Regions from separate parts of the Homo sapiens genome. Here region 1 is linked to region 2. Evidence: chromatin contacts called from ENCODE Hi-C data. All regions are on one chromosome and are shown on one strand. Each heading gives the region's core, a stretch centred on a gene start or an enhancer-like site at or near the end of the contact. The rest is flanking DNA. Distances are from core to core; before and after follow the strand shown. Region 1 overlaps AK7 (adenylate kinase 7). Region 2 holds the start of LINC02299 (long intergenic non-protein coding RNA 2299).

Region 1 (3,483 bases), core at 946-3,445, 320 kb after region 2:
GTACAATAAGATATAAATAGAAACATCAAAAAGTTTAAAAATTGGGGGATGGGAGTAAGGCATAGTGTTATTAGTTTTCTTTTTGCTGGTTTCTTTATGCCAAGAGGGTTAGATTGTTATCCGACTAAAATAATGGGTTATAAGATAGTATTTGCAAGCCTTATTGTAACCTCAAACTAAAAAACTTACAATGGTTGCACAAAAAATAAAAAGCAAGAAACTAAATCATATCACCAGAGAAAATCACCATCCCTACAGCAAGGTAGGAAGGAAAGAAAGAAGGAAGATAAGACAATAAAACAACTAGAAAACAAATAACAAAAGGCAGGAGTAAGTCCTTACTTACCAATAATAACATTGAATGTAAGTGGACTAAATTCTCTAATCAAAAGACATAGACTGGCTGAATTGATGAAAAAAACAAGACACATTGATCTGTTGCCTACAAGAAACACACTCTACCTGTAAAGACACACATAGACTGAAAATAAAGGGATGGAAAAAGATATTCCATGCCAATGGAAACCAAAAAGAAGCAGGAGTCACTATACTTATATCAGACAAAATAGTTTTCAAGACAAACTACGGCTGGGCACGGTGGCTCACACCTGTAACCCCAGCACTTTGGGAGGCCGAGGCAGGTGAATCACCTGAGGTCAGGAGTTCAAGACCAGCCTGGCCAGCATGGTGAAACCCTGTCTCTACTAAAAAATACAAAATTTAGCCAGGCGTGGTGGCACATGCCTGTAATTCCAGCTACTCAGGAGGCTGAGGCAGGAGAGTCATTTGAACTTGGGAGGCAGGGGTTGCAGTGACCCGAGATCATGCCACTGCACTCCAGCCTACGCAACAGAGCAAGACTCTGTCTCAAAAAAAAAAAAAAAAAAAATCAGTGTGACTCATTAAAAGATGAAAGCAATTTTGGTATCAGGCAATTCAGGACTATTTTGGCAACTTGTATAATTATTAGGGTCTCCTCTTTTGCCTCAAAATACTGAATAGAAGTCTACCTTTTGTGTATGTAATCTTGTATATGAATGTGCTGGCTGAGGATGTGATAACAGTAGATAAACCACTTGACAACCAGCCTCTGGAGTGCATAGACTGTGTTTGCTTTATCGATGGCTGTGAGGGCAGCTCCTCATCACAGTGCCTGGGCCATAATCGGATCTAACTGGACATTAGTTAAATGAATGTGTTAAATGATTATTTTCAAGGGTCTATCTCCCAGATAAAAACATTAGCATCACTGATCAAAAAAGATCATTGGGATGACCAAATTGGCCAAATCAATCTTATTAATGGTGTAGAAAAGAGTGAGTAAGAAAGTTGGGGATAAAAATAATAGATTTTTACAACGAAATTTTGATTTTATTATTTAAATGACAAGTGTAAGGTTTTGTAATAAAAATATATTAATATGATCATATTTCTCATTTTAGACTGTTATTCAGTTAAATCAGCTTTATATGTGTAAGCATACATTTTCCACCTGTAAATTAAACATAAATGATCAAGAAATCACGGGTTCCAATAAAATAACATAGTTATGGAATTTAGAACTGGAATAAATTTAAACCATCTAATCTAGCCCGTTTACTTATTTTAAGCCCAGAAGTTTAATAACACGGCTAAGGTCATAAGTTAATGGACAGAAAAAGGGCTAGAATTCCTAATTTCCTGTTGTTTCTTCCAATGTTTGATGCTCACAGTGTTTGTATTGGTAAAGTGTTTTTTATAGGACCGAAGTTCCTATGGTAATATCCTCCGAGACCACTAGGTGTCATCTTAGAACTATTATTAGCGTTCACTTAGCGCTGGTCTTCCACTAATGGGAACAATGTAATGACACTTTCAGAGGGTTTGGGGTTTTCTCCAAGTTATATGAGGATGATAGTAGTACCTACCTCACAGAATTCTGGGAATTGTTTATGAGACTCTTGAAGATGACATGAGATACCATGAGTAAAACACTGAGAACTCATGAGATACTACGAGTAAAACACAGATGACATAAGATACCATGAGTAAAATACTGAGAACACAGTAAGCCCTCTGTAATTTTTCAGCTGGCGGAGACCCCCGTGTCGCCGCTGCCGCCGGCGCCTGGCCTCCCGCGGCACTCCCGGCTGCGCGCTCCGCTCGGCCCCGCCACGCGGGTGAACCTCAGACAGCGGTCCGGGCCCTGGAGCCTTCAGGAAGTGGACGAACAGCCGCAGCACCCGCTGCATGTCACCTGCACGGGGTGGCGGTGGACGAGCGGAGCACCGTGCCCGATCCCACCCAGGTGAAGAACAGACCCACCAGCATTTCGTGGGATGGTCTTGATTTAGGGAAACTCTACACCTGGGTCTTGACAGACCCGGATGCTCCAAGCAGGAAGGATCCCCAATACAGGGAATGGCATCATTTCCTGGTGGTCCACATGAAGGGCAGTGACATCAGCAGTGGCACAGTCCTCTCCGGATTATGTGGGCTCGGGGTCTCCCAAGGCACAGGCCGCTGAAATGTGACGAGCCCATCCTCAGCAACCGCTCCGGAGACCACCGTGGCAAATTCAAGGTGGCGTCCCCCCGTAAAAAGTACGCGCTCGGGGTCCCGGTGGCCGGCACGTGTTACCAGGCCGAGTGGGACGACTATGTGCCCAAATTGTAGGAGCAGCTGTCTGGGAAGTAGGGGGCAGCTCGGCGACCTGAACCGTCCTGGAGGCCCCGAGCTGTGTTCTCCAGTTCAGTGCTGCATGTACCATAGCTTTCTCCTCTTCCCACTCCCCTTTGGACAGACAAGACCTGAGCACTGAGATGGTGGCTTAGGGTGACTTTTCCTGCTGCCTGGCCTTTATCATTCTAGTCACTCACTCTGTTTTATGTTTTGATCAATTTTGAACTTCATTTTGGGGGATATTTTGGTATTGTGATGGGGTCATCAAATTGTTATTATGAAAATAGCAACCCAGAATTTAAAGAAAAAATTTGGCAGAAATAGACCAGGTCTACAGTAATAGAGCAAAGCATCAAAGAATCTTTAAGGGAGGTTAAAAATAAATAAATAAGGATTGGTTGCCTCTGCCTTTGTGATCCTGAGACCAGAACTGTAGCAGTGTGTTTTTATGGCACCATCGCTAGACAACCAGAGGCTCGCAATGAGGCTCAGCCCCAACACGGGCCTCTCAGTTGCCTTAATAGGCGTCAGTATCTCACTCTGGTCCCTTTAAAGAGCAATCCTGGAAAAAGGAGTAGGGAGAGTGGCTTTGCTGTTGTTGGGGCATGGCCCTGTAGATGGGCAGCAGTACTAGCTGACCGCTTATCAGGAATCCCTACATCTGTGTCTGTCAAATTGATTGCTCTTCATGGGGGTAAGAAAAGCTGGTCTGGAGTTGCTGAATGTTGTGTTAATTCTGCTGTTTGCTGATAGTTGAATAAAAATAAAAACCCTGAATGAAAAATCATCATCATCATAATTTTTCAGCTGTCACTACTTATT
Region 2 (3,053 bases), core at 501-3,000:
TCCTGGAAAGTCCAAACTCTGGGAGCTTGTGGAGGATTCTCCGTGACCACGGCCTTCTGGACTCTGGTATCCCATCCCCATCACCATTCCTACACTCACCTAATGCCACCTCTTCAATGAGGACAGTGAATTCCAAATAAACGGCTATTTGTCTGTGTTTATAAAGCAAAGGACAAACAAAAACAAGCCTGGCCTGAGGGGGCTGCAGAAGGCACCTGTCACCCTGCAGACCAGAAGCTCAGGCAGCAAGATCCAGTGGAGACTAATTCCAAGACGCTGGACGGAAAAGAGGTGGCTGGCATTCTAGATGACTATGCTAGAGGCCTGTGGCTCTTCTGTGAAACTCCCTGGGGAACAGGGGGCAGAAAGAATATAAACAGAAATATGAAGTTGGAGGCTGAGAAACAGAAAAGGAGAGAAGAGGCAGGGCCTAGTGGCTCAGGCCTGTAATCCCAGCACTTTGGGAGGCCAAGGCGGGCGGATCAGTTGAGGCCAGGAGTTCCAGACCAGCCTGGCCAACATGGAAAAACCCCGTCTCTACTAAAAATATAAAAATTAGCCGGGCATAGTGGCGGGCACCCGACAGTGAGAGCCGGAATCGCGCCACTGCACTCCAGCCTGGAGGGAGACTCTCTCAAAAAGAGAGAAAGAGAGAGAGAGGGGGAGAGAGAGGGAGGGAGAGGGAGGGAGACAGGTAGGGAGGGGAGAGAGAGAGAGAAGAAAAAGTTACAGGGAAGAAAAAAAGACAAACGGCGAGAATGCTGTAGGATGGGGAAAGGCAGACAGAGCAAAGTGGAAGTCAGAAATTGTGATCCGCTGCTCTAAAATAAATCAAACAGGGAGAAAAGAGAGACTCAGGGGTATGTGGACAGAGAGTAGAATGGGGAGGCACAGGACAAGGGAGTCCCCCAGGCCGGAACAGGCCAGAAAGCCAGAACCTGGTCGAGGGGAGGGGGCGAGCAGAGCGGCGGGGAGCAGACGGGAGAGAGGGTCGCGCCGAGCCGCGAACACCCGAGGAAAGGCAGCCCCGCCGCGCCACTTCCAAGGGTCCGGGCTTGGGCCACTCGCCCCATGCCCAGGGTTCGGGGGCAACACCAGCGGGCGGCCGCAGCCAAGGAAGGGGCTCCCCAAAGTTTGCAATAAAATCACCCACGCCCGCCTCCGTCTCGGAGGGACTTCGTGTAAATGCACGAGCCCAGGCACCCCCTCGGCCCCTCGCCCCCCTCGCCCCCCAGCCTCTGCTGCAGCCCGGGCTGCTTCTCCCGCGGGCGGGTGGTGCTTGGAGGCGGCGGCGGCGTGCGGGCCAGCTCGTGGTAATCCCCGATGCTGACGCTAGAGGGCGCGCAAAGGTTGCTGCGCCGCGCCAGGTCTGCGAGGAGCGGCGGGTAGAAACGCAAAAAGCGTAGGGCCTGCGGGTGTCGGCACCAGCAGTGGGGTGCTAGGGGCTGGACAGTGGGGTGCCGCGGAGCCGGGCAGTGGGGTGCTGGAGGCGCTGGCCCGGATGGCTGATGGGAGGGTGCCATGCAAAGAGGTGTTGCTCACTTTATTTATTTGGAGAGAGGTTGCCCCTGCATTAAATCTTTGCAAGACTGAAACAAGCCGGTGCAAAACTAAATGAGAGACAGGCGGAGGCAGGCAGGGCAGGAGATGCCCCACACCTCGCTCCCTGGGTTATGGAACCCCCAAAACTGCTTTGGGGGAGAAATAGTCTGATCCCACCAGTACTCACCTCTCCACACACACGCACGTCCTTTCAGAATGGGGTTGGGCGGGGGAGGTGGTGAACTTTAAAAGGCTTTTAAAGGAACAACAACAAAAAAAAAAAAGGTTTGCACAAGGCTGAGGTACTTGAAATGATTTTTGTGTTGCAAATTGCTATGCTTTTACTGAGGCGCTGATGAAAATAAATGAAGCTCCTCTCTCTCTTTTTGCTAATAAATGAAATGAAAAAAGCGCCATTATTATGCCACCTGCTTCTAATTCCTAATTGTGGTAACTTAATTCTCAGATTGTTGTTAGCTGCTTAATATCGCAGGCGCACAAGCAAAAATAAAAATATGAGGGCCGTTTGGGTCTTTTTTGGCCAACGAGGTGGAAGGTGCTTGGACTCAGTTTTTTGTTTAGTTTGGTGACAGTTCCCACAGTGAAATGTGTGCACGGTATTGGAAGGGAGAAATCTTTATTCTCTTCAGCATCCCAAGGGGAGCTCAAAAGGAATAAAAAGGCTTCTGAGCTGCTCAAAACCTAAATAAATAGTCCATGAAAAATGATCAGTGACAAGGTCCGTATTTTTTCCATACTGAAATAGAATGGTGCATATTTCCTATAAAAGAAGAAAACATTAATTTTTATAAGCTGGTTCCTAAATGCCTTCTATGAACCTCTGAACCACACAGTTCCCAGCCTGGGCATTGTAGCTGGGTCCCTGGCTGAAAAACCTTTCTTTCGGGTGTGTCACAGATGACAGGTAAACTCCTTCCCAGTCATTATTTCCGGGCCCTCCAGTCTAGGGAGGTGGGGATGGCCATGGGGCGGGGGGCGGTGGGGGGGGGGGGTGCGATGAGACTCTTAAAATTTCTCCCAGGCAAATAGAAATTAGCAGATCTGAATCACAATTCTGTGAAAGTCAAGAGCTATATTTAGCTTCTTCTCTTATTTTCCATTAAAACCAAGTTTTTTTGTTTGTTTTCCCTGGTCTCTCTTATTGTTGGGAAGTTCTGGAGTATCAGACTTGTCAGGAGAGTGTGAGAGAGCCCGAAATAAGTACAAATTTAGGAGAGAAAATGCCATATTTCTCTGGTACAATTATGAAAGGATAGAATATTGCCATACACTGTAACACATTTTTTTTTCTTCTCTAGTTCCAGGCAAACAGCTAAATAAACACATAATAAGCATTTAATCGAGAACAATTTGTCACAATGTTGCTAGTCAACAAGACAGAACTGCCTTCTGTGAAACCGAATAAAATCAACTTAATACTTCATGCCCTGGCCTCCTTGGCCTTTGAGTTTTTCACATGAGATGCGTTTGTCCCTTATGACTGTGAATGA

The links. A loop is a pair of places that touch in the nucleus more often than their neighbours do. Pooled maps may share reads with other maps.
Region 1: a map of A673 shows a loop between it and region 2 (4-fold over the local background). The contact joins the enhancer-like site here to the promoter of LINC02299 in region 2. A Hi-C loop is called at or near these places in 1 of 168 maps with a recorded cell type or tissue (A673), 8 of 37 single-sample maps with no recorded cell type and 8 of 50 pooled maps.

Annotation. Positions count from the first base shown.
Region 1 is chr14:96,422,887-96,426,369 of GRCh38, reverse strand. All of the region lies in intron 5 of AK7 (adenylate kinase 7), which reads right to left. It also overlaps the pseudogene PEBP1P1. Among named protein-coding and RNA genes, the nearest start is that of AK7, 32 kb to the right of the region's middle. Within about 2 kb of position 2,195, at least 2 of the 41 ENCODE cell types and tissues checked have a DNase peak (open chromatin) inside an H3K27ac peak, as active enhancers do.
Region 2 is chr14:96,739,888-96,742,940 of GRCh38, reverse strand. LINC02299 (long intergenic non-protein coding RNA 2299) reads right to left here and starts at 1,750. Exons shown (of 4, transcript NR_146552.1): 1 at 1,730-1,750. RefSeq lists a silencer at 1,199-1,248 and an enhancer at 1,584-2,084.